Regions from separate parts of the Mus musculus genome. Here regions 1 and 3 are each linked to region 2. The links are chromatin loops, found by intact Hi-C in ENCODE. Cell type or tissue: heart. All regions are shown on one strand. Links, peaks and the distances in the headings refer to the core of each region. The heading gives the core; the rest is flanking DNA. Region 1 holds the start of 4930479D17Rik (RIKEN cDNA 4930479D17 gene). Region 2 overlaps Ppfibp1 (PTPRF interacting protein, binding protein 1 (liprin beta 1)). Region 3 holds the start of Ppfibp1 (PTPRF interacting protein, binding protein 1 (liprin beta 1)).

Region 1 (10,768 bases), core at 923-8,922, 330 kb before region 2:
CGTGACGACTCTGCTATGACTGTGCCCTTGAACAGTGAGACAAAATAAACCCTTAGATTTTTTTGTTTTGTTTTGTTTTTTTGTTTTGATTTTTTGAGACAGCATCTTCTGTAGCCCAGGCTGGCCTGTAATTCACTGTGTAGCACTCCAATTCCTATCAATCCTGCCTTAGCTTCCCAAGCGCTGGAATGAAAGTTCTGTTTTTCGTTTACTTGAGACAGACAGTTTGCTCTACCGTGTTGTATGCAGGTTGTCCTTGAGCTCACTGTGTATATGGAGCCCAGGGTAGCTTCAAATTCTTGATCTCTATCTCTGCCAATAGAATTCTGGAATTACAGGCCTGCACTGCCACATCCAATTATCAGTACTCCAATAAGTAACAAAGAAACTGGGTATCGTAGCATGTGCCTTTAACTCAGGAGGAGCTCTGATCAAGGCCAACCACAGCGAGAGCTTGTCTCAAAATCAGAATTAGAACAGCACAAAGCAACCTTTATGATAAAGATCTAAATAGGAAAAAGGAGTGGTCAACCCTCTATCCCTAGAAAACTCCCTGGTCGCTCCTGTTGAAAATGGTTCTAGTAACAGTTCAGGCAGGAAATGCAGCATGTAAGAGTGGATCCTGGCCGGGCGGTGGTGGCGCACGCCTTTAATCCCAGCACTCGGGAGGCAGAGGCAGGCGAATTTCTGAGTTCGAGGCCAGCCTGGTCTACAGAGTGAGTTCCAGGACAGCCAGGACTACACAGAGAAACCCTGTCTCAAAAAACCAAAAAAAAAAAAAGAGTGGATCCTGAAAAAGGTGTTGTCATGGTGCCAAGTAGGTCCAAGAGACCCAGGGTGCACCCCTTGTCTCTGCTCTCAGAGCTGTAGACACAGGTGGACTAGGCTCTCAGTACAGAAGCAGGGCGGCAGACAGTGGGAGTCAGCGTCCTATTTCCCTTGGCACTTCTCTTTCACTCATTCCAAAATAGGGCTCACCAGCTTTGTTCCTAAAGGACCGAAGACTCTAAGCCTCTGTTGGGATTGTATGCAGACCTGGGAAGAGGAGGGAAGCCTTTGTCTACTTGTTGGATCAGCTCAATCTGCTGAGTTCAAGTGGGTCTGGGTCAAGTAGCAGCTAGGGAGACAAATACAACCTTGTGTTTGGATGCTAGGCATTAGGCTATTCCTCTGCCCACCATGATTCCTTGGTGGAACTCCAACTCCTTGGAGACCATTGTTTGCATAGTCTGATAACTATAGGGAGGAACACAGTGTCTCCCTGTACAATATCTTCACTCCTGCCAGAATGATAACAGTACCAGACTAGCAATGGTCTCCCAGGAAGAGATTTCATGGCCCTGAGCGCATGTCAGAAGCTTGCAGGAGAAAATGGAGGAACCTAGACAGTGCTGGGTCAGTGATGGTCAGGAAAATGGAGCTAAGGGGTGCGGGTCACTGGTCCTCATTATTTGTTCCTCAACTCAATGAGGGCCTGTGCTCTGACTCTGAGAACTCTGGTAGCCCTAGGAAGCATACGCACTCAGGCCAATGAGAATGTAATAGAAACTGGAATTCAGAACTTAATGAGGGAAGATAAACATGTCCAGGTGAGACAGCATTAATGCTAAAACAGCAGAGGCTGAAAACAAGCATATTACAGAAAAAGAAGCGTTAGAATTTAAAGGTATAAAATCAGCAGGCAAGTTTGACCAAGGGGAAATAATAATAAATAATATTAAACAAAAGGTCAAAGTGTAGCATTGATGATAGAACATTGAGAACATTGGAAGTTAAGTTAAACTAACAAATCTGGAAATGCTGACAAGAGGCCGTTCCTAGAAAAACTTAGTAAGTGGACCCAAGCATAACGCCTTGTTAGGCATTACAGTTATTTAAACAATAGCTAAAACTTACCTACAAATAAAGCACCAAGTTAGAGTAAGTTTTACCATGCATTCAAAATTGGTCTTTGGGGCTGGAGAGATAATGCCCTTCTGTGGACTCTTTGGAAACTCACACATGTTCACAAGTGCACACACATATATACGCACACACACACACACACACGCACACACATGCACACATAACACATACAGAGTTACATAGAAAATGAATCTAGCTGTGTGTGGTGGTGCACACTTTTAATTTCATCACTTGGGAGGCAGAGGCAGGCAGAGCTCTGTGACTGGGCCAACCTGGTCTACAGTTTGAGTTTCAGGCCAGCCAGGGCTACATATTGAGACTCTGTCTAAAATAAAAATTAATATTGATATTTTTTATAAGTTTTGTCTCTGAATTCCAGTTTTGCACAAAATATAGGAAAAGCCAATTGCCATGATTTGATAGTGGTAATCCAAAAATAATTATTAAAGCCTATTTCACTACTAAATTTGAAAAATATCAGCAAATCAAATTCACTGGCAATTAGGGAATTGAATGCCTCACTTTGAATCAGTGTTTAATCTCAGGAATGACAATTTTACCTTTAGAAAATAAGTAACTTCATATTTGCCAATTTAGATGTTCATTTTTTAAACAAATATTCATTGATCACTTCAAAATGTAATGTATTTTTCAATTAATTAAATATGATAATATAATTTAAAACACTAGTAGATTAAAATGAGAGTCACTCAATAATCCATCTTGGTGAGGGACAAGTATTTTTTTTTAAGAATTATTTATTATTATATGTAAGTACACTGTAGCTGTCTTTAGACACACCAGAAGAGGGTGTCAGGTCTCATTACGGGTGGTTGTGAGCCAACATGTGGTTGTGGGGATTTGAACTCAGGACCTTCGGAAGAACAGTCAGTGGTCTTAACCGCTGAGCCATCTCAGCAGCCCGACAAGTATTTTTTTTAAAACTATATATTAAAAAAAGCTTTTAGTAAGGGAGAAACAAAGTGTTTTCATATATAAAGTATAGGGCTGATGAGATGGCTCAATGGCTGCTCTTCAGAGGTCCTGAGTTCCATTCCCAGCACCCACATGGTGGCCCACAGCCATCTATAACTGTGGTCCCATGGGATCCAGTACCCTCTTCTGGTGTGCAGATGTACATGCAGACAAAACACCTATATACATAGATCATATAAATAAGTAGATATTGAAGTATAAAGTGTGTGTGTAAACCATAGCATACATCATACTGTGAAGTCAGATCCTCCAAAAACCTGAGCTCTAGGTACAGTAATAACCACATCCATTTCTCTTTGTGCCTGTGCCTGTCACCAAGGCTTTAAAGCACAAAACAAGCTAAAATTGTAATATTTTTGAAAGTGAAGCGAAGCGAAACTTATTTAAAGCCAACAGAAGGAGCCTGATGTAAAGTACTTGGGAGACTGAGGCAGGAGGATTTCAAATGTGAGGCAAACTTGAGTTACATAGATAATTTTGGGCAACCATAAGTAAGCAAACTTGCATAGGTAAGTTTGGATTAGTTTGACACTCATAAATATAACAGGCTAGCAACAACAGGTAGGAAAAAGTCTTCAGTAGAATTAACCATAGAATTCAAGGAAAAGCTGGGCAGGCAGTGGTGGCACACACTGTGAATCCCAGAACTCAGGAGGCAGAGGCAGGCTAGTCTCTGAAAGTTTGAGGCCAGTCTGGTCTACAGAGTGAGTTCCAAGATATCCAGGGCTACACAGAGAAACCCTGTCTTGAAAAACAAAACAAAATACAAACAAAAAATTCAAGGAATAAGTACAGTGGAAATGTAAGAGCAGAGTAAATATGACAAAATGAAAAAAATTACAAATCACTAAAAGATTTTAAATCTAAATGAGAGTTGGTGTCGTGATAATTGTTCACCCAATTTTCTTCAACAAGTCCAAATTTAACACAATTTTAGTTAAATTTCCAGCATGGATTTCTGTGGAATTTAACATGCTATTTCTGAAATGTACACAGAAATCTGAAGGGCCAACAGTACTCCAGATCCCCACGAGAAAGGGCAGCAGAGTGGTGGAGCTTGTTTTAATCCTTATACAGGAGCCTCAGATATGGCTCAGTGGTAGAGATCATTGACTGCATTCAAGGCTCTGTATTCAACCCCCAGCCACACCCCCTCCAATTATACAGAGTTAGATCAATAAATTAGCACAAGAGAGCAGAGGGATAAAACATCTGCATCATCTGCTTAGATTCTTGAACTTTGCTTGTCACAGATGTTGCAAGTCACTGAAGAAAACCTGTTTGCATATTATATATGTGTGTGTATGTATATGTACACATATGTATATATATACACACATACATATATGTATATGTGTATGCATACATGTAACATATGTGTTATATATAGTATTATATATATTAACCATACATGTATGTGCTGTATATAGTATATACATTTGTATATATATTATACACACCACATATGTGCACATATACATGCATGTTGTACTTTGAAGTCAGTGCTTATTGGGAGCAGGGAAGTTAAAATGCTCAGAGGTTAAACAGTGATGATAGCTACACAAGTCTGGGAATATACTAAGAAATACTTCACTGAGTCGTTTTGAAGTGTGAATTTTACATTATGTGAGATAAATGTAAGGACATTTAAAATTCAGACTTGATATGTAGGTCACTGGTACAGTAATTCCTTAGAATGTGCAGGCCTTGGGCATGGGCTCAGTTTTAGAAATCAATCTGTCTATCCACTTATAAATAATATTCATGCCAAATGCACTAAAAATCTTCCACGTAGCCTGGTACACCTTTAATCCCAGCACTTGGGAGGCAGAGGCAAGAGGATCTCCAAGTTTGAGGCTTGGTCTACAGAGCAAGTTTCAGAACAGCCAGGGCTACACAGAGAAAAACCAAAACAACAAAACACTTCCATATCAAGAAGACCACAAGAGGGCAGTTTGACCTTGAGTTTGAGCCCTACATGGGGCCCTGGCTGGAGTGCTGTTTCCTGACATTTAGGGGGCTTGATTAGCTAGACTGGTCGCAGTATCAGAAAACTGATTTCTCTGAAGTCTGCTAACACTAATGAGAATCAATCTTGTGATTCTATTAGAACTAGCATCTTCCTGGAAGCAGAAACTCACATAAAACCATCAAATATCCTTTTTCTTTTTCTTCTAACATGAAAACCAAAGTGTGTAGACACGTACTCACGGTAGGGAATTTTAAGCCTGCCTCAGAAAGGTTTAGCCCTAGGACTGAATGCAGTGTCACGTAGAACACTTGACATGAGACGTTATTTAATGCACATACAGCATGAACCCAAACCTCACAGTCTTTCGCTCCAATGCACAGGGACAGCTAATGTAGAACCTGCATCTCTCTGCCCGACACCGCTCTCTCTGATGGAACACCTCTCTGCCGGTGCGCCTCTCTGAAGCTTTTTGGCAACAGATGTTTAGAAATAGTTTTATTATTTTGCTGTGAGAAATAGTTTTATTATTTTGCTGTGGTTTTGTCAAAAATGATGTATTCCATCAAAAAAAAAAAAGTCTGTGTCACTACTTAAGACAGCTCTATACCCGTTCGTCTGATCTACTTTAAATCTTTCAAAGTTAGTTTTAAACCTTTTTATTTAAACTATGAACATACAAACACTTTGCTTTTGAAATCTAAAATTTCAGTTATAATCGTGTGTGTGTGTGTGTGTGCGCGTGTGTGCACCTGTGTGTGCGGGTGTGCTCACTGATGCTTGTGTGTGTGTACACCAGAGACTGACAACAGGATATCTTCCTCACTGACTTCTCTACCTTACTTTATTTTACTGACGGCAGAGATAGACGTCTGTGCCAGGGTGGTTGACACCGAGCCTACCATTGTCATTGTGTAAACAGTATAGCTGTGAGGTGCTCAGTGTGAACCCCAAAGACCTCTGTAAAAAGTGTGGCAAGCATCCCCATAAAGTGACCCAGCATAAGAAGGGTGCAGGTTCCCTGTGGGCTTGAGGGTAGTGCGGCGATGAGAAGCAGAACAGCTATGGTGTGGAGACAAGCCAGTTCTCCAGCTGGCTGAAACCACAAAGAAGACTAGAAGTGCTGTGAACCAAGAAGGCACTGGCCATGGAGGGATGTAAACATATATGCTGAGAGGAGGGGAAAAGAGAAAGGGAGCCAAACTTTGTTCTTCCCATTTTGAGAAGGAAATACTGGAGCTGTAGAAAAAGTCAGAAGAAGTAGTGTTAGTACTTAAAGATTTGTTTAGGGGCTGGAGAGATGGCTCAGCAGTTAAGAGCACTGACTGCTCTTCTGAAGGTTCTGAGTTCAAATCCCAGCAACCACATGTTGGCTCACAACCTTCCATAATGAGATATGACACCCTCTTCTGGTATGTCTGAAGACAGCTACAGTGTACTTACATATAATAATAAATAAATCTTTTTTTGTTTGGTTGTTTTTTTGTTTTGTTTTTCGAGACAGGGTTTCTCTGTGTAGTCCTGGCTGTCCTGGAACTCACTTTGTAGACCAGGCTGGCCTTGAACTCAGAAATCCACCTGCCTCTGCCTCCCAAGTGCTGGGATTAAAGGCGTGCACCACCACCGCCCGGCATAAATAAATCTTTTTTAAAAGGATTTGTTTATTCTTATTTTATGTATATGGTGTTTTGTCTCCATGTATGTGCATGTACCGGTGCATTCAGTACCACAGAGGTCAGAAGAGAGCATCAGATCCCTAGAACTGGAGATGATTGTGAGCCTCTGTAGGTGTTGCAGATTGAAACCCGGTCTTCAGCAAAAGCAACAAATGCTTTTAACTGCTGAACCATCTCTCCACCCCCAGTGTTAGTATTTTTTAAAAGCAGTGGTTAGAAAGATTGTCCAAGTCTTAGTGTTAAGTACCCAAACCAAATTCGTCATTGTATTCTTTCCTTTTGGAATACATACTTTATTCTAAGTTATATATACACACACGTATATGCAACTGTGTGGGGTGTTGTACCTGCGGGTGCAGTGCTCTTGGAAGCCTGAAGAGGGCATCAGACCCTTTGGAGCCAGAGTTACCGATGCTTGTGAGCCACTAACTAGTGTGAGTTCCAGGACTGAACTTGCTTCCTCTGCAAGGCCATTAGGCATTCTCACCGGAGGAGCCAGCTTCTCAGCCCTATCATATTTCCTTTACAGGCATACATTCTCAGAAAAGAGAAAAGAAAAACAGTTATTTTGATTAAAAGCCCATTTGATGAAGCAGTAAGAACTCTTTAGTCTGGACTCGTGACTACATACCCTTGGTTCTCCATGGGACCAGTTGTGACATATGCATCCATAAAGTACTTCTGCGTGTCATAGTCACGGCTCCCTTCATGCACTGCTGTGCATTAGTGACTGGCACAGGCTGGTAAGATAAGTAAGTAAGGTCACACTAATCCTGTCCCTTTGAGGGAGTGTATCCGTTGCCAATAATAAAACTTTAGCTTTCAGGTAAATAATTAAAGTTTTAGAAGACATGCATTCTCTCTGTGAATGTGACAGTTTCCTTATACCTGGAGATGTTTCTGATATGCATCAGCAATAACACAAGTGCAGAGTATGGAAACATTGTTTAAACTCTAGGCATTGCAGTGCCTGCATGCCATCCCAGAGGCCAAAGCAGCTGTGCTCTGTAGTGAGATCCAGAGCAGACTGGCCTGTACAGCAAGACCCTGTCTCAAAAAAGGACATGGACAACCATCTAAAACGGCGTTAAAATCTTCCTCCTGGCCAAGCATGGGGCACACACCTCCCTGCACGAAGAGGGTAGGGGTAGGAGAACTGTTGCAAATTTGAGGCCAGCCTGGCCTAACAGCACAAATCAGTCCAGCCTGGGCTATAAACAATCCCTGACTTTAAAAAAAAATACATATTTCTCTCTAAAATGTTTCTTCAGATCTTCTTCACATACTTCAACCAAAGCAATATGTTATATGATAACTGACACAAAGCAGGAAAAGATATCACAACCCAGCACTGACAAAAATCTTTCTGTGCTCAAAAATTATGTGTATGTGTGGGAAATAAAGTGTATCTGTTCTTATAGGGTATAGCGTATTGTTTTTAAGTAAGTAACACTGATTTTATCTTCATTTTAAATTCTTAGATGCTGGGGCTGGAACCCAGGGCCTCGTGCTTGCTGGGTAAACATTCTCCTGCTGAGAGAGTTCTTTTCTTCTCATTCTCCCTCTTGTAACCCCAGCTTGTTGGAGTTGGAAGTTTGAATTGTTGGAACCTGGCAAGAAGAATTCTCAGGATGTGAAGGACTCATACAAACCACATCTACCTGCTGAGAGGAGAGATGCCTTCCCCCACAGAATTAGCCAGACGCTTCAAAAGTCTGCTTATTATCTGGACTCAAGATGAGCAAAGGTCACATGGTTCTTTTTTGTTGAGCTGGAGACAGAGGTTCGTGGACTCCAGCCAAGCGCTCTGCCTCTGGGCTGTCTCTAGCACTCTGTATGACTGGGACTCAAGATCATCTGACCTTGAACTCATCCTACAGTCCAGGCAAACCTTGAATTTGTGATCCTCTTGCCTCAAACTGGGATAAAGGCTGTGCCACCTCGTTCAGCTTGAGGACTCTTTCCAAGTTACAGCTTTCTCCTGCCGGAGCTCAAAATGTAAGAAAGTCTCTAGACAGACAGTTATAATAGATAGTTAAATATAGATAAACTGGCTCAGTAGAATAGACAGTTTTTAAATTATGGTTCTCACTCAGCACACAGTGAAGGCATTGTTACGGAAAGCAAATCTGTCCCAAACCAAAACCAAACAACAGGCACCGCATCCGCAGGACCCAGCCGAGGTCCTGACCCAGTGTGGTCTCTCTGACACCTGCTCCTTCCAACGCTTCAGCCTGTAAGATATCACAGCACATCCTCGCTTTCCCAAGAGTGTTGCTGTGAGAGCCTTCTCCCCTACCCAGGCTAACGCTCGCTCTATTTATTGCATGGATTATTCTCACCTCCCTGGTTTGTGCTTGTTACTTCTAACAACAGCGGGTGCACAGGAATTTAGGAAGGCTTTTCTAGGCCCGAGATGGAAGTTCATGGTCAGGTTTTAGGGTTTTTGGTTTTTTGTTGTTGTTGTTGTTGTTTTGTTTTTCCCATTTTTGGCTAAATAAAGCAATGGAAGAGTCTCCAAGGCATGCACGCTGTGCAGAGTTCAGGACTTGTGTGGTGATTCAGCATTGACTTTTAACCCTCATGGTTTTCCGGAAAATCATACAGTTACCGAGAAAACCAATATAACACTGGCTTTGAGCCCAATAGGTACACATTGGGATTATGAAAGGCGGGACCTTACTGTGTGTCTCCTATTATCTTTTCCTCCTTTTAGATGGGACCCAGAGGTTGCAAACCGTAGGCCAGTGTTCCATCACTGAGTGAACCCTACCTCTGTCCCAGCTGCCAGGGTTCTGATCATTGCTGCAAGTCCTTCTAAGTCTGGAACAGTGATGAGTCGTCTCATCGAATCATGTGGCCTGTATCAATAATATATATGCTCAATAATATATATACTCTGACACTAAGAAGCCAGTAAGTGTTATTTAATTCTTTTAACTTTTTTTTTTTTAATTTGAGGCACACTTGTGCCACAGCAAGTGGAAGTCACAAGACAACTTGGTGGAGCCAGTTCTCCTTGCACCATCCATGTGGGCCCTAGGGATGAACTCAGTCACCAAGCTTGATGGCAAATACCTTGACCTGCTGAGTCATCTCACTGGCTCAATGACGTTATTTATTTACCTTCTAAGGAAAAAAGGAGAGGAGTGACTGAGGTACCCACTTCCTTAAAGTACTTGCAGGGTAGAAGTTATTTCAGGTTTTTGACATCACAGTGCTAAAGTAGGTACTGGGTGCTAGGTACTCGGCATTCCTTAGAAGGCATTTGAGAATCAGTACTTTTGCTTTTTTTTATTTATTTATTTATTTATTTATTTATTTATTTATTCATTCATTCATTCACTCTCTCTCTCTCTCTCTCTCTCTCTCTCTCTCTGTGTGTGTGTGTGTGTGTGTGTGTGTGTGTGTGTGTGTGTGTGTGTGTATGTGTGTGCTACATCCTGAATCGGGCACCAGCAGCAAGAGACCTTGCCCCAGTATACAAAGCGCATGGCAATCTATGAAGGCACGGGACATCAACTTTTGGCCTCACGTGCACGTGTCCCAGCACATACTTGCGCCTTCACATGTGCACTCACTCTCACACACACACACACAAAGGATCAGTGGAGCAGAATGCTAAAGCCCAAGGGGCTCTCTCTCTCTCTCTCTCTCTCTCTCTCTCTCTCTCTGTGTGTGTGTGTGTGTGTGTGTGTGTGTGTGTGTGTGTGTGTGTGTGTATGTGTGTGCTACATCCTGAATCGGGCACCAGCAGCAAGAGACCTTGCCCCAGTATACAAAGCGCATGGCAATCTATGAAGGCACGGGACATCAACTTTTGGCCTCACGTGCACGTGTCCCAGCACATACTTGCGCCTTCACATGTGCACTCACTCTCACACACACACACACAAAGGATCAGTGGAGCAGAATGCTAAAGCCCAAGGGGCTATCTCAAAAACATGAGCCTGGAAATGAGCTGATGGAAATCCTGCTGTTCAAAGGAACAAAGCCACTCATGAAGCTACAAAAAGCTGCAGACCCCAGTTTCTCACAGAGTGCTCTGAGCCGCGAGCCTGCTCCCTCTCTGGTGTTCTACCCTTTATCCATTGTCTACTCAGACACCACATCCTAGAGACCCCTCCCTTACAGATTTCATTGTTTACCAAATGTTATTTCAGTTCAGGGGGAGAGTAGTAGCCGGGCTGCGCAATCTTGGGCAAGAATGTGCCCACTGAGT
Region 2 (10,768 bases), core at 1,408-9,407:
AAGGAACACCCCAAATTTAATCTTTCCTTCTTTTTCTTCCTCCTCTTCCTGACTTTTCTTTTTCTTTTTTTTCCTCATCCTTCTTCTATAGTGTTTTGTTTTCAAGATATGACATTTTTCACTCCCAGAACTGAAATAGAAATCTGGAGAGGTAGAATAGATGCAGGTTAATTCTGGAGAAATAGATGTCACATTGGATGTGCCCTGGGGAGGAAGAGTGTGCAGTTTCTGGTGTTTGTTTGTTTGTTCGTTCGTTCTGGTTCTAACTCTGATGAGATTGCTTGTGGTTGAGTTCTGGATGCCCCTATCTGTCCATTTTGTATTTCTTCTGGTTTTATTTCTGATGTATTGAAAGGACTATTCAGGGAATCCTATGGATACAGTATATAATGTAGCTAGGAAATTATGAGGAGCAGATCACAAGCTGGGCGTAGTGGCTCATGTCTGTAGTCCCAGGAGGCTAAGCAGAAGGATTATTCCTGACATCCTGGAGAGGGGGAGGACAGTGGATGAGAGAGGGGAGGGGAAGGCGGGGTGTCTTACATACTGTTATGTATGTAAGACAATTTCATGTGTCTTACTCTTGTTGAGACTTTTCAAATGTGTCATTTATGACTTGGATATGAAAACAATGGAAGAAAATCCAAGCACAGTGGTGCATACTTTCAATCTGAGCAGTTAGGAGGCAAAAGCAAATGGATCTCTATGAGTTCGAGGCCAGCCTGACCTACGTAGTGAGTTCTAGGTCACCCTGCTCTACATAATGAGTTCCAGGACAGCCTGATCTACATAGTGAGTTCCAGGACAGCCAGGGCTGCATAGGAAGACTGTGTCTCAAAAACAAATAAACAAAAATAAAAAGTGTAGAAAAGTCTGTACTTCCTTGGACAGTGTACTATGCATAATATACAAAGGTGATTTAAAAAAAAAAAAACAGCAGAAGGGAGAAGAGTGGGAAGGGGAATGTGGACGAGCACTAAGGCAGATGCCAGGAGGGTACAAGCTGATGGCCAGGTTTTGCCTAGGAGCTGATCTTAGCATTGTATAAACCAATAAAAATGTAAGAAGTTAGTGAAGCCAAGATGGAAAATAATTGCAAAGCTAGCAAGCAGGCCTAGCTTGTCAGTACCACCAGGAAAAATCACTCTGGATTGAGTGTTTAAGCTCTGGTGGGGAGACAGAAAGGCTTCTGAAGGCTTTCCAGGCAGGAGCCTTTATCTTACGATTTCATCTTGTGACTTGTAGAGCTAAGTGGACGGGAAGAAGCCTGGCAGACGCTGTCCATGTGTCTGCTCCATAAACAGGCATTGGCAGCCTGGTGTGGAACCTGGGGATGGAGTGGTAGGAACAGGAGGGCATCACAGGTCATAATCACTGTTCCACACCCCAAATTAGTGACAGGGATCATTCAGGGACAAATAGAGTACTGTCCTCTACTAGGTACCCAGAACTTCGTTTTCCCTAGGGCTATGTCTATGGCTACTGGAACATTCCAGCAGCTGCTGCTTTTTAGAGTCTGTGCTGGTTAGCTTTCTGTGATCTTGACACAATACAGAGTAATTTGGGAAGAAAAGGTCCCCATCATCATATTAACGTGTACACAAGCCTATGGGATGTATTCTTAATTAATGATTATGTGGAAGGTCCAGCCCACTGGGATGGGAGCATTTCTGGGCAGGCAGTCTTGGGTTGTATAAGAAGGTGGCTTAGCAGGGCCATGAGGAGCAAGCCAGTAAGCAGTGCTCCTCTAAGGCCTCTGCTTCAGTTCTTGCTCTGACTTCCCTTCATGGTGGACTATAAGGTAAAATAAACCCTTTCCCTCTCAAGTTGTTTTTGGTCAGTAGTCACCACAGTGGTACATTTAGAACCAAGACAGGGTACTTGTTTTCTGTTTACTCAGAAATGGGGTAAGTCTAGTGAGTTGTGTTTAGGTGCCTGTAATGCTTATTTTGAAGTCAGTTAATTCTTACATTTTCCATCCATGCCTGCTGTGCTAAATTTAATCCAGGCCCCTTGAGTTTAAAATATCAGTTTTACTGATTGATAACATATCAATCCTAAGAGAGAGTTGACCTTACTTATGTTACTTTCTCATTCAGACAAATGGACATCTACCTGGGAATGGAGATGTGTATCAAGAAAGGTTGGCACGTCTAGAAAACGACAAGGAATCCCTCGTTCTTCAGGCAAGTGGTACTTGAGGCCATTCCTTTCTCAGGACATGTGTCCTTGCAACTTTGAATCACATATATGTGCAACACCTGTATTAAGCACCTGTAGTAAACATGTCATCTAAGCAATATAACAACTGCTTATGTGCATTTACATTGTACTGGAAAACCTGTGGCTGAGAGTATAAGGAAGATGTGTGAGCTGTATGTGAACATACTGCTGTTCCATGAAGGGACTTGAGCATGCACACTGATATCTGCAGGGATTCTCGAACCAGCCACAGACAGATGCCAAGGGAAGACTGTACTTTCACAGACTACTGAAAATGAAACAATTTGTACAGCAGCCCAGCCAGCCACTGAAGGAAACAGCCAGTGCAGAAGAAGGCAGCTGTGGTGTCAGTGACTGTAATCCCAGGACTTAGAAGGCTGGGGCAGGAGATTTGCCATGAATTTGAGACCAACCTGGGATATAACCCCAGATCCTATCTTTTTTTTTTTTAAAGATTTATTTATTTATTAATTATATGTAAGTACACTGTAGCTGTCTTCAGACACTCCAGAAGAGGGAGTCAGATCTCGTTACAGATGGTTGGGAGCCACCATGTGGTTGCTGGGATTTGAACTCCAGACCTTCGGAAGAGCAGTCGGGTGCTCTTACCCACTGAGCCATCTCACCAGCCCTCTCAGGTCCTATCTTACAAACAAGAAGGGGGTGCTAGGTCAGCTCTCTGTACCTGGAGTGCGCAGGGCTGGCTGTGGCCAGCTTTGTCACCCAGTTCTCAGGAGCAGGTCAGACTTGAGATGATTTTGCCACTTGAGATGATTTTGTATGTCCCCTGCTGTCAGATCTGATTTTATATACATTTCAACTGGAAATCCAGATCTGTGAATTCCCGTAGTATAAAAATCTCTTGTCTGAATATATATTAACTTTCCATCTTTTAAAATGACACACAAACCGTACAGAGTAGCCGAGTGGAGCCTGCTGTTGGGGAGTACTATGCGGTACTTGCTTTTGCTTGCTTCCTCATGGTGTTCCTAAGTACAGAGAAAATGCCTTTATCTTTATGTTTCGAACGATGTGGATCAAAGAGTATTTATTCAGCTGGTATCCCAGGGGGAAGACTTGTAGATCTGCATGGAACCCTGGGGATGAGGGATGGGCTTCACTGTTTGTTTCCTGGGCATGTGGTGCAGTACCCTGGCTTTTTCCTTTTCCTCTTTGGTGTTGGGACCTGAACTCATGCTAAGTGCACCACAGCACTCTTCCTTTGCCCTTGCTTTGAACGCACTTGTGACCATGTTCATCTTGGAAGAGCTTGTAGAATTTGAGGTCTTTATTCACCTTTGCTCCTTTTTATTATTGATCCGTGAAATCTGCGTGGTCCTTTGTGCCTGTTTCCTCACTTCCTCTGTGGCTCCCGACTAGTAGTCTCTTACCATCGCCTTCAACATCAGATTTTCCTAATGACAACTGAAATGGTTTTAATGCGTAAAGAAACTGCAAATCTCTCATCAGCACCATGTTTCTCCTAAATTGAATAGGAATCCTTGGATCATAAGGCAGCATAGGGCTGCAGAGGCTGCCCGGTGGTAGAGAGCCTGCCTATCCTAGCATGCACAAGTCTTGGGCTTGATCCACACAAAGCGAAATATAAATAGCAAAGGGTAGGACCACTGTCCTCTTGTTAAGTTTGTGATGTTTTAAACCACCGTGAGTGATGGATCTTAGTCCTCATTCCAGTTAGAGAATGAGCCATGCTTTGGGGCCCAGAGCCTTTCAAACTCATAGCCTCTTGCTTTGATTTAATAGGTAAGTGTGTTGACAGACCAGGTGGAGGCTCAGGGAGAGAAGATTCGGGATTTGGAGTTCTGTCTTGAAGAGCACAGAGAGAAGCTGAATGCCACTGAAGAAATGCTGCAGCAGGTATGGGCCAAAGCTGGTGGGGGAGGGGATGCTGGATTGTGTTATCTGAGGTGCAACATTCCTGTCTTGTCTCAGCAGCAGTAAATTCCAGAATCCCTAGACTGTTTTGTTTGAAGTCTAGAGTAGCAGAGTCTAAAACCACAGAGACACACAACACTGTGCAGTTATGAGAGAACACAATATTACAGGAATTATAAGTTGATCTTTTGCGCTCATATTATTTCTAACTCTCAACCGTGAGATGAAAAATCACCATATGTGGCTTGTTAAGGCAAAACCTCATATATATATATGCGTCCCAGTGCGTACATGGGGCTTGTGGATGAAAAGCCTGTGATGCCGCAGAGACTGTATTTGGATGCAGAGTTGCTGCTGTTGAACATCAGTCTGTGCTATTGCCTGCCTTGACAGGCTCCGGACCTCCCTGTCCTCGTGATCTAGGCTTCCATGTTTCTAGAAACCCTGATAAATGAGGCTGATAAGCTCTTCTTCCTCAGGAGACTTTTGCAGGGACTGAACTCATGAGCATGTCTCCCAGTTCCTGATATAGCAGGCACCATGCACAGCACCATCAGTGCTGTCGTTGGGCTCAGGAGTCTGCCAGATGCGTCTCCCCGACACCCTGATGACACGTTGTAGTTCTGTTCAGAAGAGGTCACTAGATTAAGTGATCCTCAGCCGTGTGGTGTGTGGCAGTACTTCACCCACAGGCTACACTTAACCGTTGCCGCTCTGCCGTCACGACAGAAATGTGTAATGTAAAACTTGTGAACATCTGGAATCCTAACAGGAGCTTCTGAGTAGGACCTCCTTAGAGACACAGAAGCTGGAGCTGATGGCTGAGATCTCTAACTTGAAGTTAAAACTGACGGCCGTAGAGAAGGACAGGCTGGATTATGAAGATCGGTTCAGAGACACAGAGGTAAGTAGCGCATGCTCGCATGCTCGCATGCTCGTTCTGTCTCTTCCCTCCCTCCTCAGCCCTCACTGTGCTCCTTAGGGCAAGAGCACTGCTCAGTCTCTTCATCAGACTGATTAAGGCTTTTAACCCCCTTTGATGTTTGAGACATGGTTTCCCTGTGTAGCCTGGCTGTCCTGGAACTCACATTGTAGACTAGGCTGGCCTCGAACTCAGAAATCCACCTGCCTCTGCCTCCCGAGTGCTGGGATAAAGGCTTTTGCCACCACCATCTGGCTTTATTTTCCTGTAAGAGTCTGTTTAGACTTTTCCCTTTTCCTTACCCTCTCATCCCTAATAGAACAGTTGCTGTTGAACCTTCGTAGTAGCTGGGGCTGCAGGAGGATTGTTTCAGTGGTGGTGGGAGGAGGCTGTAGGGATGGGAACTAGGAGGCTGGATGGCGGATAGGAAGGGAGTTGAGGAGGCTGTCCACACTGTAGGAGGCGGAGTCTTACTTACCTGGTGCACTGTGCTTAGTTTAATCTGGTTATGAGGCTGGTTGTGAGGTTTTGCAGCAGGTGTTTGTCACGCCTTGTTTCTCCCTACTTCTGTCTTCTCCTGTGTTCTCATCCAGGGACCCTGAGAACCTCTAGAAAACACAATCCTTGATCATATCCTATGAAATAGTTTACACTGCTGATATAAGGGTGTACACATATTCACAGGATACATTACAGTATATTTGGTAATTTTACATTTATATTTAAAATAATCAAAATAGCATTCAGACGTTGAAACAGAATAGAATATGTACATGTTCTGGCTTAATGTCCCCTTAAAAATAAAACTTTTAGCTAGCTATTCTGCAATCCTGAATCGCTTAACACTGCCATAATTTTGAGAGTTTGGATGTTGGTTTCCAGGAAAATGTTGAAGTAAGTGGGGAACATTTATAGGTGTTTCCAAAACCTAGTGCGTTAAAATCTTTAAACCTTGAAGATTTGCGCCCCCTTCTGGTGTAGGCACAGATGGCTAAAATGCAGAGCTCTGAGTAGCGCCTGAGCTGATAAGTGTAGTAGTTTAGATTACATTGGTTTTTAAAAAGATTTTCTTTCCTTTTCTCTTTTTGCATTAAAGAGGTAGTTCCATATTTTCCAGCCCGACTTGTCTTGGGCATATCAAGCTTCTCACAGGTTGGAACTTCAGATTCATATTTAATCCATTGCCACCAAAAACAATTGGATAGTTTGTCTTTAAAAAAAAATAGGAAAATGGCCCCACTATGTAATTTGGTTTTCTATAATTCTTCCTTCATCTTTGCAGTCAGCACTAAAGGAAGGGGTAATGTTTATAGCAGTCCCTGCCGGGGGTTCAAAGCTGCCTGTTAACAATAGCAAAGCCTGAAAGATCAAAGGAAGGAAGGCCACTCCTGGCTTCTATGCAGGCAAGATAAGCTAGCAAGAGAAACCAATTCTTTTTAAACTTGAATTCAAATTATTTAAACAACTTTCACAAGTACATTTTTAAAATGGCAGTAGAAATGGTATACAATTATATTCTGTTATAAAATCATTTAGGCTTTTAAAATTTTACATGTATAAAATTATGTTATTGTATTAGATATATGAATATACTATATATATATATATATATATATATATATATATTAATTAGACCCTCATCTACCTTCATGTTGAGATTGTTGGCTTAAAGAAACTTAAGTTTATATTTTTATAGACTAGGCAAAAATTATAGAAATCTTTAAATAACTATAATGCATCACAGAAAAGAATTTTAAGGTTAATGGAAGAGAAAATACTCTAGTTTATATGAAAAGGTGGGGTCCATAGTTAGTTTTAATATAGAAGCAGATGCTAAGTGGCTTTGTTGGTGTTAGACAGCCTTCTGCATTAGTTGTGTTTCTGTGATGTTACAGTGAGCATGGAACATCAATTTGTCACAGCCTAGAACCACCTGTCAACAGTCCCAATTGAGTAATTCATCTTTGTCAGGTTGGTCTTTGTCAGGTTGTCAGGTGGACATGGTGTGAGGAATTGCCTTGACTTTCTTAACTGCTGTAGGCAGGTCCAGCTTATGGTGGGGCCTCCATCTTCTGCACGATATAGAAAAGCTAGGTGGACATGAGCCAGGTCAGTGAGGCAGTGAAGGAGCCAGCAAGCAGCACTCATCTGGTTCCTGGTTCCTGCTCCCAGGTCTCAGACTTGGTTTCCTGCCCTGGCTTCCCTCAGTAATGGACAGTGACCTGGAAGTATAATTCCTCCCCGCCTCCCCTCACCACACACACAAACACACACACACACACATACACACACACACACACACACACACACAGTCTGCTTTTGGTCAGATTGTGTCAGATCGTTTGATCACAGCAACAGGAAGAAAACAAGGACTCATCACTATAACAGATACCCAAGACAGCTTATAAAGAGACAGTTTTATTTTAGCCAACGGTTTTGGAGAGCATAGTCCATGAATAGTGGGCCTCATTGCTTTGAGATGGCGTTGAAGCAGCACATTATCATGACGTGCAGGCAGGAAGCAGAAAAGACGGCAAGGGGCTGGGGTCCCCAAATCCCTTTCGAGGGCATGCTCCTAATGGTCAAGAATCTCCCTGCAGACACTGCTGCTTCAAGGCTCCACAAACCTTCCAGCCCCACACTGGGGTCCTGGCCCACAGTTCTCACAATAGCATTTCTCTAGTCAAAGTCATAGCTACGTTTTTGTTTTCATAAGCACTTAGGGCAGAAGCACTAGAAGGTTAAGTTAGTATTTTAGTGGAAGTGTGCTTTGGCAGTTAGGGGTAAATTTCACTGGATCTCCCTTTATTAGGACTGGTTCTCAAACTCGTATCCAAGGAGCTGTGCTGGCTTAGGGCTTTCTGGCTACTCTTTTGGTGACTGTGCCATACCCTTTTCTAATTATTATTATTACTATTATTATTATTATTACAGGGGCTAATTCAAGAGATCAATGATTTGAGGCTAAAAGTCAATGAAATGGACGGTGAAAGACTTCAGTATGAAAAGAAGCTCAAGTCAACTAAAGTAAGTTTCTCTGGGGAAAAATGATGTTTTTTTTTTTTTTTAAACATGGTCTATTGTTCTATGAGAAATATTATTTAAAAGAAAGTGTTTTCCAACTGGTACACGGCAACACACATATCTCACAACTAAACCGTGTTTCTCCCAAGCTGGAGGTGCTTAGTTGACACGCTAGAGTTCTCAGTAAACCCAAGGCTTCACTAATCTGCCAGGACACAGCCTGTGGCATCTGGGTTAGCTGACCTTCTTTATGAACTGATGCTGTTTTCTTAGTTATTTAGCTTATCTTTTCTGCCTCGTTTTCTCTCATTCCTCTGTCTCTCTACCAGTCTCTAATGGCCAAACTCTCTAGCATGAAAATCAAGGTGGGTCAGATGCAGTATGAAAAGCAGCGGATGGAGCAAAAATGGGAGACCCTGAAGGTGTAGTAGACGTTGGCGGGAGCGGGCTGCCGCCTTGTGGCGTGTGTCGTTCTGCTGTGATAGTGTTTTCAGTAGCATGTGCATCCATTGCGTGTATGTGTGTCACCTGTCTGTTAAGAGTGCATACACCCAGATTAAAGGGACAACAAGAGTGCTAATGTAAATAGTAAACGGGCAGAGCATAAAAATGTCAGCTTATCAGCTTACTGCTTAGACTGTCTGACCCCTAAGTATCATAAGATAGTTGTTCAAAGTTCACCTGTGGAAGAATTCCGTCTCGTATGAACTGGAGCCTGCTCTCCTGTGAGGGGTCCCCGGAAGGCCAGTGTGTGTGCGTTCCTTATCACGACAGGGAAGAGAAGCCACTGCTCAGAAGCCCTGCAGGGAGAGGGGGCAGCACCTCTTTCAGGGATACTGAAAATTTCTGGACTTGGCTCCATCCTGTCTATCTTTACTATGAGTCAGGAGTACAGGGCCAACCTGGCCTCCTGGGTGGGTTTTTCATAACACTGAATGTATAGATAGCTGAATGAAGACTGAGAATAAATGCCACACTGAATAAAAGATGCCTGTTGCCATTGCATAACTAATTTCTGTGACAGATACAGCCTGAAAAATATAAATTTGCTAAACTAGTATTTTCTAAAGCCAGGCTGAGTTTTAAAATGTTAACAAATACATCAGGGCCTCAGACGCTCTTGCAGATTTCGTCATTTCAAAAGGAACACTCAAATCCTCACTTTCCATTGCCATAGGAGCCTGCCTTATTCAGTGATAAGAGTAAATTATCTACTTCATGATTTGGTCAGTCACCCCTGAATTGCCTCCCTGTGGCTACTGATGCCCAGGGACGATCCCAGAACCATGAGTGTCACCTTGAAATGCTGAGGGAACCAATCCAGCCTCTTTGAATTTGCTTTTTATTTTGCTTTTAAGACAAGTATCTAATTTGGTCATCTTCAACTAACTTGGTGAGACTTTGATTTAGCGCAGGCAGAACTTTAGAGAGTACTCGGTCTTGGTTATACTTCAACTTCTTACATTTACCCACAAACTTGAAACATTTACACTGCAATTATTACAAATTATTTATATTAATGGTGTTTATCCTTGCCTCTGTCTAATTTGTGTTTGCGTGTAAGTTTTTGTGGGTTTTTGTCTCATTCCTATAGTCTGAGTATTGATTTTTAAAGGGCTAATACCGCTTTATGCGTATTCCTTTTCTGCCATAGTCTACTGTTTTAAAATGAATTTATAATTTGTAGGACGAATTGGCATCTTTAAAAGAGCAACTGGAGGAGAAGGAATGTGAAGTAAAGAGGCTGCAGGAGAGACTGGTTTGTAAGGCGAAAGGAGAAGGGATCGAAGTCCTCGATCGAGGTAAGGCTGACTGTGGTACTCGATGGTTTCATTGTGATCCTGTAAACTGCAGGAGAGGATCTGCTGTTGGACAGTAGAACAACAACTCCAATGACATTTTAAACTCCAATGACATTTGGATCTGACCTCTGCAGCTCTAGCACGTGGAAATGGAAGCAGAAGGAATATAGGTTGATACCAGCCTGGGTGACACAGGGAGACCATGACTCAATTTAAAAAAAAAATCTTGAAATATAATATGTATAATGTCTGGCAGTCCTAGAATGTGTGTGTGTGTGTGTGTGTGTGTGTGTGTGTGTGTGTGTGTGTGTGTGTGTGTGCGTGCGTGCGTGCGTGTGTGTGTGTGTGTATGTATGTATGTATGTCTGTATGTAGCTAGCAGTTTCTGACTCATTTGGACAGATAGATTCTAGTTGGTGTAGTTTTGTCTCATGCCATGTAATGTATAGAAACAAGTTGCATTCTGCACATATTTCTTTATCCATCAGAAAACTCAGCGTTACAGAAGTAGATTTTCCTCCCTGGGTCTAGACATGAGTAAAATAACATTACAGGATGTTCAGAAATAGACCACAGCTTTAGGGTTGAATCTGTTGCTCACACACTGTACCAGGGAATCCATAATGCCATCTCACTTTCAGAGTTTAAGAACAGAATGGACTGCGTGAGTACATGTGACTAGACATGTCTTTGGGGTGCTGCCCACACAGAGTCAGGGACTAGAGCCAGTATGAACTGCTCATTGTCACCGTGGGACCAGCTGAGTCCACAGTCTGAGTACGAGGTTTAGACACCTCATGGCAGTCTGACCCTGATACTGACTTGTGTCAGCAGTGGACCTGTCTCCTTGAACAGGGGACACACTGTTTCAGTGGTATTGGACCTGAGTGCATAAGTGAAT
Region 3 (10,768 bases), core at 1,837-9,836, 110 kb before region 2:
CAAAAGAGAATAGTCTAGGAACCGTTAGTGAGCAGGATGCTGGAGGGTAGGAGGGGGTCAGAGAGCAGGCCCGGGCAGAGCTGAGGGGTTCTGCAGAGCCTGTGCTTACTGGCATTTCTAATCTGAGGAGGGGTCTCTGATGCAGGAAAGGCGTCGATTTAGCCTCCTCTCCTCCGGCTTCTGCCTGCAGCCGCACAGGAAGTGTGCTCCACTTAAAGTGAGCTTTGGATCCCAGCGCTTTCTGACAAAGGTGTTATTATTTCCACGCATATGACTCCTTTACTCTATAAATAAATAAAGCTTTAGAAGACAGAACCAAACACAGCCCCGGGGCTTAAAATAGGGCAGGACAAACAGCACTGAGCTCAGAAAACAGCACTCCTGAGGAAGAAAGTCGGGGGTCAAGGATACATAAAAAACAAATACTTACTGTTTTCTAAAATTATTTAGAAGCCAGTGGATTGAATATTATAATGAGACTCCCAATTAAAAACAAGACAAAACAAAAACTTCTTTAGAGGACGATAAAATGGGGAAATAATTTTTAGCGTAAGACATAAAGGTCTGACTGCGTAGACGTCCCCCAGCAGTTTAGTAGATTTCCTGGGTTGTTCTTTGCAACTTACTTGCAATCCAGCCTCTCTCGGGAAGGGCTTAAGCTCGTCCACTCTTCTCCTACCTCAGAGGAGGATGGACTCCATCCTTTGATTAACAGGAAAGCTCAAAACATTACAAATAACTTTATAAGAAAAGCAGCATTTTCTTTGTCTTGCTGGTCCTTCTCATGAGAGGACTTCATAAAAGCACAGCAAGATTGTTGGAAAGATTTGTGTGTGTGTGTGTGTGTGTGTGTGTGTGTGTGTGTGTGTGTGTGTGTGAGACAAGATGGTAGCAAGGTATGCTCTGACTTTGTTCTCCCCCTAATTAGAACACAGCTAAACTTCAGGACCCTCAGTGATCTGGCTGCAGATCTAGAGGTTCTGGGAAGATAACATGGCGTTCAGGCCCCTTTCTCTCGGTCTTCGTTCACCGGACCTGTAATCACAGCTTCCTTCACTCTGGTTGCTTAGGGAAAGGATGAGGTGGAGCAGGGCCTTGTAATTAATATAATGACATTAATTAATATGCAGTGGTAATTACCTGGTGCAGAGTAACACATTCTGAACTCCTGTAGTGTCTGAAAAAAATAGACCCTAAGACAGACTAAGACCGACTCGAAACAAGTCACCAGGAAACAAGATTAGAAACATGATCTTGGCCACCAGGTTGCATCGCATCTTAAAATTTTTCTCATCGATTCAGAATAGAATACTCAGCTCTGTACTGTCTGCGGCTCTTGGGAAATATGAAACACTCCCACGAGTGTGCCTCAATAGAACCATAGGTTAGTGACGCTCATTCAAGGGTTTCAGATCATCCCAGCTGATAGAGACAAGGGTGTGAGACAACCCGAGAAATGAGAGAACTGGGGGGTTGGGGTGCCGGGAGAAGGTGGAGCCACAGAGGCTCATGGGAACAGGGCGCAAGCTCTCCCAGACAGTCTGTATGCATCCTCTATGTAACAGCCTTTCTTTCTGCAGGCACCAGCCCCAAACTGGGGTGGCCTCAGGGAAGTTCATAAGCTCTTTGTGGCTGTACAAATTTAGGAAATAAGACAGGCTTTACAGAATTCATGCTAGTGTACATTAAAGATTTAAAGATTTAAAAGTGGTGTGTGTTTGTTTACTTTTACAATTATTATTTTTGTTATTGTAGTTACATTTGATCCCATCTGCAGCTGCTACAGCCATTCGTGTCATGGCATCTACTGCCCCATGACTTCTGGCCACCCAGTGTTCTATGTGGGACTCTCAGACCCCCTCCCTTTCAGTCACTAACTGCTTTGTTTTGATCTCTTTTTCTGTAACTTCACACTCCTGCTTACTCTTGGGGCGGCCCACTGTTTGCTTTTCTGTCTTTGCATCTGCTCTACTCTAGTGTCTGACATTTAGGTTCTCACACCCATTGTCTTTGGAGAAGACTTGATTGGGCCAGTTAGTGAAGATTCAACACGGACTTCTGAGATCCTATTTTTGTTGCACTGATAGAGACAAGGGTGTGAGATAATCTAAACTCACACTCAACTCTCTGAGTCAAGTGAGGATTCATGGTACAGTCAATCCTATCACATTCTGTCTGGCAAGATGGCTCAGTGGGTAAAGGTGCTTGCTGCCAAGTCGGATGATCCAAGTATCACCTCTAGCACCCACATGGTGGAAGGAGAGAAATGACTGCCACAAGTTGTTCTGTGACCTCCACACACAGATAAATAAATGTAGAAATAATTTTTTAAAAGATAAGGTAAGGAAAACAGGTGGGGGATGGGTACGGCAGTATGCAACTCCCATTGCAGGGGCAGGGGCAGGGGCAGGGGCAGGGGCAGGGGCAGGGGCAGGGGCAGGGGCAGGGGCAGGGGCAGGGGCAGGGGCAGGGGCAGGGGCAGGGGCAGGGGCAGAGGCAGAGGCAGAGGCAGAGGCGAGAGTCAGGAGCAGCTCTTTGAGTTCAAGGCCAACCTAATCTACACAGGTTAGCTAGGGCTGCACAGTAAGACCCTCTCTCTCTTTTAAAAAGGAAAATTGTCAAGGCATATTACCTTTACTGATTTCTTTCTCCGGTGGGGTTGTTGAGATGGGGCTTCTCTGCTGAGCCCTGGACGTCCTAGAACTCACTCTGTAAACCAGGCTAGCCTCAGACTCAGAGACCAGCCTGCCTCTGCCTCCTGAGCGCTGAGGTTAAAGTCATGCACCATGACTTTATTATTATTATTTTTACTGTTATAACATTTCCCATTACATCCGCAGGTACTGTCTACATTCTCCCTGAGGGATCCTCTACAGTGAACCTTCTCAGACTGCTAGAAGAAAAGCTGTGGGGTCACAGCTGCCAGTCTGTCTGTCACATGCCCACCTCAGTGGACTCTGCCTTCCTCCCTACTGACATCTCATTTATAGATGGAGAAATTGAAGCCCAAGATGCCAAATGATGTAGGCTCAGATTTTACCTAAGGACAGGTGCTGATTTTAATAGTTAACAAACAACAACTCAGGTATGGGTGATAACTTTTTCCCCGACTCTCCATAAAAGGATGCCTGCGGTTATTACATCATATCTCAGTGTGAATTCAAGCAACAGAAGGTCACGTGGAAATGACCTAAGATGAACTAGAAGCACGGTGGTTTGAAGCATTTAAAAGGGAGACATGCTTAAATAATAGTTGTGACACTTTCCCTTGGCTTCCTGATCCCCTGGCTACTTTAACAGACCACAACACTAATTACTTGGCAGTGGAGCTGCTTCAGGCTCAGCATCCTTCCTTGGAAAGGCATTTCTGAAACCAGTGTCTGGAGGAGCCAGCGAGGGCAGGAACGCGAGAGATACACTCTCCAGCCCGAGCTTTATTTACCAGGAACAGTTTCAGCTCACCAGGAAGAGTCCATCCGTGAAAGCAATCTTTCAAACTAGGGCTGTCTTTCTCATGTTATATCTGCTTTTAGAAAACTCTTTCTCCTCAGCCTCCTTAGACAGTAGTTTCTGGATTGAAGTTAACAACAGATCACTCGAAAATGTAAATTCTGGCTTAGTGGGCAAATTCTACTTAAGGTTAAGGACTAGGAGAGACTAAATAAAGAAACATTAACTTAATGATTGTCCAGGAGCAAAGGTGAGCATGGCAGAAATGAAATGTGTTGGTGTGAGGCCTAGGAATGACAAAAGGCATTATTACTCCGGGAAATGAGGTGTCCCAGAGTGCCAAATGGGAGACATTTGTATCAGCAGTAAGACACGAGATAATGAAGCAGAGCTTTGCCTAACGCTGTAAAGAGTGGAAAATCAAAGGGCAGGCAGTCACCTCCTGAGCAGGCTCTGTTGTTGGTCCAGCACCTTCTGTTGTTCCTGAGATCTGTAGACATCTCTGCACAGAATGCATTAGGCAGAAGGATGAACCTGACCTGGGATTCCTACAAAGGCCTGGTGGCTTGGGAAGGGGTGGCCTGCTTGCCTTGAATGCTATGTAGATCATCTACACAGACTGGGAAACAGGAATCGCACCTATGTCTTGAAAAGACTGGACTCCGTATCCTGGGGGTTTCTTCAGAATAACCCAGTTAGGGCGCCCTTCCCCTTTGGCCACTCCTCCTTTGAAGGGTCTTGCTATGTGGCCTCAAATTCCAGGTCGTTACCAATCTTCCCACTTCAGTGTCTTGAGAGGCTGAGATTACAGACGCACACCACTACCTAATATTTAAAAATAACTTAATCAGCTGAATCTGTAATAAGATTATTTAAGGGAATTTAAAAAATCTTATCATTAATCAAAGGCCGTGAAAGGTGATCATTCTTATTTTTAACTAAGAATGTCTCCTTCAGCTTTTAAATGGATGGATACAACAGATAAATTGAACGTACCCAGGACGTTTTTAGATTTATCTGGTGAATAATTAGAGAGTAACCTTGGGAAAGAGTAAAGTAAGGCTCACCCTTGGGACAGAGCATTTCAGTATTACTGACCTAGTTCTTGGGAGGGAGAGGGGTTGGAGTCACAAATGATGTCTGTAGTGCCAGCTCAGTAGTGCCTCAGTTAAGATTGGGTGCTGTCACCAAATGCCACACTACTTACTGGTCAGGCAGCACAGCAGCAGCGTCCTTGTGAAGAAATTCTAAAACCAAGCCTGCTTTGTTTGTTTTTGACTCATGGTTTACACCACATGTTTAGCCCACTCACTGGTCATGTGACTGAAAGCAGCTTGGGGCTCCAAAATCCTTTGGAGACAGTCTGTCCATGTTGCTCCTGAGCTTCTAAAGACATTGCCCACAGCAGGTTAGGGGGTGGAAGTATTCATTCAGTGAGGCTCTCGGTTGCTCTGGGTGTTGTGGTACTCTGCGCTTCAGAATCCTGCTGAGCCTTCACTCTGCTCATTAGAACGCCACTGATTGACGATAGTCATGTCCGGAGCTCTGATTAAGAGCACTTGCTATTCCCGCAGAGGACCTGGGTTCGGTTCCTAGCACTTGCATGGTGACTCATGATAGGGGATAGTAAGCTTGGGAGTTTCAGACCCCCCCTTCCGGCCTCGGGGGTCACTTTGACTTCTGCAGATGTTTGCATACATAAACTAAATCTTAAATAACAACCTGTTCCTCTCACAGATGGTTCAGGATTACAAGGCAGAGGCTTTTGAAGAGGAAAATGTGAAACCAGGTTCTGGCATACTGGGACAAAGATCCTCACCGTGGTCACTTTCCTGGCTTGTGTGTGCCTCTTCCTATGGGAAATACTGAAGAAGGGGCTTCCAATGACATTTAGGGTTCCTGTAGGGCCTCACTTTCCCCATTCCCAGCTTTCACTGAAGTCTCTCCCATTCCCCACCCCAACATGATGATAGCACCTGGCAGAGTTCCCTGAGACTCAGTACTAGAGTAACTGGGCAGACAATAGTCATGTGACCTACAGACCGATTGTGGACACAGGAACATTCCCATAAGCCACAGATGACCTGGGATAGAGGTTGGTGCTGGGTTTGACCCTTATCATCTTATTTTCTTCTGTAACGGTGTCCTGATTGGAGTTTCCCAACATACACAAAGGTCAGTGCCTTCAATGTTAAGTAGCAGACTTCCCTCTATTTTATTTTTATTTTATATGGATAGGGGTTTTGCATGCATGTCTGTGCACCATGTGTGTGTAGTGCCTGCAGAGGCTAGAAGAGCATGTTGGACCCGCTCAGACTGGAGTTACAGAAGGTTGTGAGCCCCTGTGTGGTTTAGAGAATTGAACCCTGGTTCTCTGGGTTGAGCCACTGAGTTGAGCCCTTTCTCCAGCCCCTGAGGCTATCTTATAAACATTCAGTATCACAATAAAATCCAAATGTAGAACAGGTAAGAGCTGGGACCATGGTAGAAAGGAGGGAGTCAGAGGCTGAAATGGCCCCCACCGGCCCTGCTCAGTGTGACTCCTGGTTTGATCTGCTCCAGATTGGGTCTTTTTCAGCTTTCCTTTTGAGTCTCTTGTTCCTTACACTTCGGTGGCAGCTGTTATCATTCCAGCTGTAGAGGGAACAGGAGGCAACTTCCTGTTATTCTATCCTGCCATCTCTATGGGGGTGGACGTTCCCTCCCCCTCCTGTGGCTGGCTGTGGTTTTGGAAGAACTGGAGTCTGGAGGCAGCCATCCTGTGACTAGGGCTTTAGGAGCGGCTGGAATCTTCCAGCCACCCTGTGAGGGCACCTGGGAGCAAAGCAGAAAGCAGGCACTGACTGAGGGAAGAGGAGGCTGGAGTAGTAGAGAGAAGTCAAAGGATGAGTTCTAGGTTGAATGAGAGACTGGCAGGAGGAGGGGGAGGGGGGAGGGGAAGGGGAAGGGGAGGGGAAGGGAAAGGCCTGCTGCTGAAAGGAACAGGGGCAGAGGGACATTGAGAGAAAGCCATGGGGAGGTGGTTGATGTTTTTGGCTGGAAATAATTCAGGAGTAGACTTCGTATGCAGAAGTGACAGGCCCCATTTTCTCCAGCCCTCTGTAGTTGTTACATTTGCTAAAGTCTCTCTTTGCATTTGGCACAAGGAATACACAGAGGCTCTTCAAAAAGTTTTAAACTTGATGCTGATGTGTGGTACAGACCTGTAACCCTAGCATTCTGGAGGCTGAGGCATTGGCTACATGTCCAGCCTGGGCTGCATCGTGGGTTCCAGGCCAGCCTGGACTACATAGTGAGACTGTCTCAAATATCAAATTTGCTGGGTATGGTGATGTATGCCTTTAATCCCAGCATTCCGGAGGCAGAGGCTTATGCACCTCTGTAGGTTCCAGGCCAGTGTGTTCCAAGACATCCAGGCTACATAGTGAGACCCTGTCTCAAAACAAACAAAACCCCCGCTCCTTTCACAAACTATAAAATGTTAAGAGAAAGGCAGGCAGGAAATACCTTGCTTTTTGTTTTGTTTTGGTTGTTTTTTGAGACAGGGTTTCTCTGTAGAGCCCTAGGTGCCCTGGGACTTGCTCTGTAGATTAAGCTGGCCTCAAACTCAGAGATCCTCTTGCCTCTGCCTCTCAAGTGCTGGAATCAAAGGCATGTATCACCATTGCCACTGGCAGGAAATATCTTTAACGAGGTAAAACTCAGCCTTTACACACCTGTAAAATACCTCCCACGGTAACCTTGGTAGGCATTGTGGGCCCCACTTAGAGTGGAAGTAGCTGAAGTTTCAAGTAGATAATTTGAGTGTTACACAGCATGTGGCAGAGCTCTGTAGAGGTCCACTCCCAGACCTCCCCACCCTGCCCTGTGATTTCACTGTGGCACACAGCAGGTCCTGACAGGTCAAAGCTTTAATTGGACCTTGACAGAAGAGTAGGCAATCTACTTATACCTTTGGTGAAAGTGACAAAAGATGGCACCCAAGCAGTGTCTGTGAGTCTCTCTACTAGAGGGATGGACAGAAGAGGGAGATGGGTGGGGGTGGGGATAAAATAGAAGCCTGACCAGGGCTAGTTTTAGGAGACCAGCTGAGAATTTCAGGGCAAGATGTTGATGACAAAAACAAACACTTCAGAAGCTCATTTGGTTTGGTGTAGACAATCACCGCTGGGGAATTCAAGGGAAGGCTTCAGAATAGAGTCAGTCAGACAGTTACCATGGTGACAATATAAAGTCAGTGCGAGCACAGGGGGCAAGTCTAGTTTATCTGTGTAGCTTTAGAGTTTCTGAAACTGTGTGGAGTATGAATAATCAATACTATTTTTTTTTTAAATGTGAGTCTCTTGCCCAGAGGTACCCCTGGGGGACAGAAGAGAGCGTCAGATCCTCTGGATCCGGCTTTATAGTCAGCTGGGACCTTGCTGAGGCTTTGACTCCTTATGTTAAAATCAGTTTACTTCCCATGGACAGGTGGGCTGGGAAGAGCATATGGGACACAATGAGGGACATTGTGAATCCATTGTGGTAGAATGGCGAATGTGCGACGTCATTAATCAAAGAACACACAATAAAGCCAGCTGAAAAGTCACATGTCACACACCTTAATCCCAGCATCTGGGATTAGTGGAAGAAGGTTCCTGAGTTCAAGGCTGGCCTATGTTACATAGTGAGTTCAAGGATAGCTTCAGCTACTTAAGAATCTGTCTCAAGAAAACTAAAATCAAACCCCCCAGTCAACACATACACAAACACACCACCTTCCGTTCCCCAGGGTGGTGGCAGCGGCGGCGGTGGGGGCTGGGGAGGCTCATAGCCAACAAAAAGCTAACAGAAACTAATCATATTCTGTATCCATAAAGCTGCTTTTCATTATTCAGTTCAGTTCTGGGTCTGACAGGGGAAACTGAAAGAAGGGCTCCTGAGAATCTCCCTGACTTTGCAGCCAAGAGGATTACACAGCTGATATCCACCAGAGGGTAAATAGTAGTTAATTCTTAATTGTTAGCTCAGTCACTGCAATTGGTTCAACAGTAATTATTATCATGTGGTTTGAACTCAGTTGTGAGGGTTCTCCCTTTTCAGTTGTGCATCAAAACAGAAGCCTTATGGGACTTAAAAAGTTCAGCATAGGGCCTGAAGAGATGGCCAAACAGTTAACCTCTTCTGCTCTTTTTGCAGAAACACTTGAGTTCAGCCCACAGCCCCTATCTCACAACTGGGAGAATTCAATGCTTCTAGCCTCCATGGGTACACACACATACTACACATAATTAAACAAAATAACAAAAATAGCTGGGTGTGGTGGTACACATCTTTGATTTGAATAGTTTGAGGCGGAGGCAGGCAGATAGCTGTTCAAGACCAGTCTGGTCCACACACAGTTTCACGACAGGACAAACAACAACAACAAACTCCAACAAAAATAATAATAAAAAATCTTTAAAAAGCAGGTTATTGCTGAGTGTGGGCCTGTAACCTCAGCTATTAGGAAGGCTAAGGTAAAAAGATAACAATTTGAAGACCAGCCTTGATATGTGTCACAGCGGGGGGGGGGAGAGGGGGGGAAAACCTCGAAAAAATATAAATAGTAAAACATTTACCCCCTCCCTCTGGAGAGTTCATTTTATTTCTCTGGAAGCTTGCGTGTCTTTTTATTTTTATTTTTGTCTCGTTACTAAATGCAAAAGCAGCCACGTGGTTGAGCGCCGCTAGATGACCACGCGGAACTAGGGTGGCCACCTCTGGGATCCTCGTCCGCTCAGTCTCTGTAAGTCCTCAGTTTCCCCTCCGGGGCCTTTTACTTTATCCGCGGGGCTCCCCGCCCGCCACGTCCGCTCGGTCCGCGACACAGAGGCGTTCTTTCGGGATGAGCGTCGCTTCTGACCCGGGAAGAGCTGCGAGCGACCGCCCGGCTCAGCGCAGCCCTTTATCCGCGCCCTACGGACCGCAGCGGACCGGGCGCGCTCCCCACCGACGCCCACTCCCAGCTCCGCTGGGCTCGGCCAGGAATGTGGGAGACCAGGCGCCGCCTCGGAGTGACCGCGCGCCCGGCCAATCAGCGGGCCGCAAGCGCGAGGCCCCGCCCCCTCCGCCCCTGGGGCTGGTTCCCGCCGGGGGAGGGGCGGGGCGGTGGGACGAGGAGGACCGAGGGGAGGCGGCACCTGGGCGGCGGTGATGTCAGCCGGGCGCTGTGCTCCGGCCCCGGCTCCTGTCGCCGTGTAGGGCGCGGGGGCGGCCGCGTCGAGAGTGGCGATCTGGCAGCCGGGCGGGTCCCGGGAGGCGGAACTGCAACTTGTGGAGCTCGGCGGCCCTCCGCCTCAGGTAAGCCAGCCGCGGGCGGTTCCTTCTGCGACCCGCGCCCGCGTTCTCGGGGATCTCTAGTGAGTGGGGGGCAGCAGCTTCGGGGTGACAGGAAGGGCTCGTCTGGGTCCTCGGTTCCCTCACCCGGACTCCCCACAGCACAGAACTCCAGTCAGGGAAGTGTGCTCGGACTCCCCCAGAGACTCCAGTCAGGGAAGTGTGCTCCCAGCTCACACCCAGACTCCCCTCCACAGACTCCAGTCAGGGAAGTGTGCTCCCAGCTCACACCCGGTCTCTCCTTCACACCACAGTCTCCAGTCAGGGAGATGTGCTCCCAGTTCACACCCGGTCTACCCCCCCCAGCACCCCCCCCCCCAGACTCCAGTTAGGGAAGTGTGTTCCCAGCTCACATCCAGACTTCCCTCCACAGCCTGCAGCCAGGGAAGTGTGCTCCCAGCTCACACCCGGACTCCCCGACCCCTTACACACCCACAGTCTCCAGCCAGGGTAGTATAAGCCCATCTCATACTCGTCCCCTCACCATACCATAGACTCTGAATCACAGAACTCCAATCAGTGAAGTGTGCTGGGACCCCACGCCTCAGAATCCCCACCACACCACAGCCTCCAGTCAGAGAAGTGTGCTTCCAGCTCACTCCTGGACTCCCCACCACACCACAGACTCCAGTCAGGGAAATGTGCTGGGACCCGAACACCCCAGAATCCTAGTACCATGGAACTCTAGTCAGGGACATGCGCACAGTTTTACACAGTGGGTATCTCACCACGCCACAGACTCATTCAGGACAGTGTGAGCCCATTTCACACTTGTCCTCCCACCACACCATAGACTCTGATACCACAGAACTCCAATTACAGAAGTGTTCTGGGACCCTACACCCCAGAGTCTCCACCACACCACAGACTTCAGTTAGGGAATTTTCGTGGGACCCCACACCCCGGAACTACTCCAATAATACCATACGCTCCATTCAGGGAACTGCAATGGGACCCAGAC

The links. A loop is a pair of places that touch in the nucleus more often than their neighbours do. Peaks named below come from ENCODE experiments on the same cell type or tissue, not always from the same donor. Only the 100,000 strongest peaks of a DNase experiment are listed, where the experiment ranks them.
Region 1: it touches region 2 in a loop (2.7-fold over the local background); 10 of 42 quality-filtered maps call a loop at or near these places.
Region 3: a loop joins it to region 2, with 2.0 times the contacts of the local background. A loop is called at or near these places in 6 of 42 quality-filtered maps.

Annotation. Positions count from the first base shown.
Region 1 is chr6:146,655,951-146,666,718 of GRCm38, forward strand. 4930479D17Rik (RIKEN cDNA 4930479D17 gene) reads left to right here and starts at 1,268. Exons shown (of 3, transcript NR_046277.1): 1 at 1,268-1,395; 2 at 8,124-8,544; 3 at 9,263-9,453. In heart, for the core only: CTCF peaks have their summits at 4,850 (motif pointing right) and 6,916 (motif pointing right); a DNase peak (open chromatin) is centred at 8,361; H3K27ac peaks cover 1,507 bases.
Region 2 is chr6:146,988,415-146,999,182 of GRCm38, forward strand. It overlaps Ppfibp1 (PTPRF interacting protein, binding protein 1 (liprin beta 1)), which reads left to right. Exons shown (of 31, transcript NM_001355728.1): 5 at 2,100-2,186; 6 at 3,988-4,101; 7 at 4,892-5,023; 8 at 7,976-8,068; 9 at 8,395-8,487; 10 at 9,753-9,867. Among named protein-coding and RNA genes, the nearest start is that of Rep15, 39 kb to the right of the region's middle. In heart, for the core only: a CTCF peak has its summit at 6,017 (motif pointing left); no DNase peak of the experiment used is centred there; H3K4me3 peaks cover 771 bases; H3K27ac peaks cover 1,032 bases.
Region 3 is chr6:146,878,913-146,889,680 of GRCm38, forward strand. Ppfibp1 (PTPRF interacting protein, binding protein 1 (liprin beta 1)) reads left to right here and starts at 9,582. Exons shown (of 31, transcript NM_001355728.1): 1 at 9,582-9,771. In heart, for the core only: no CTCF peak of the experiment used is centred there; DNase peaks (open chromatin) are centred at 6,189 and 9,539; H3K4me3 peaks cover 1,039 bases; H3K27ac peaks cover 2,773 bases.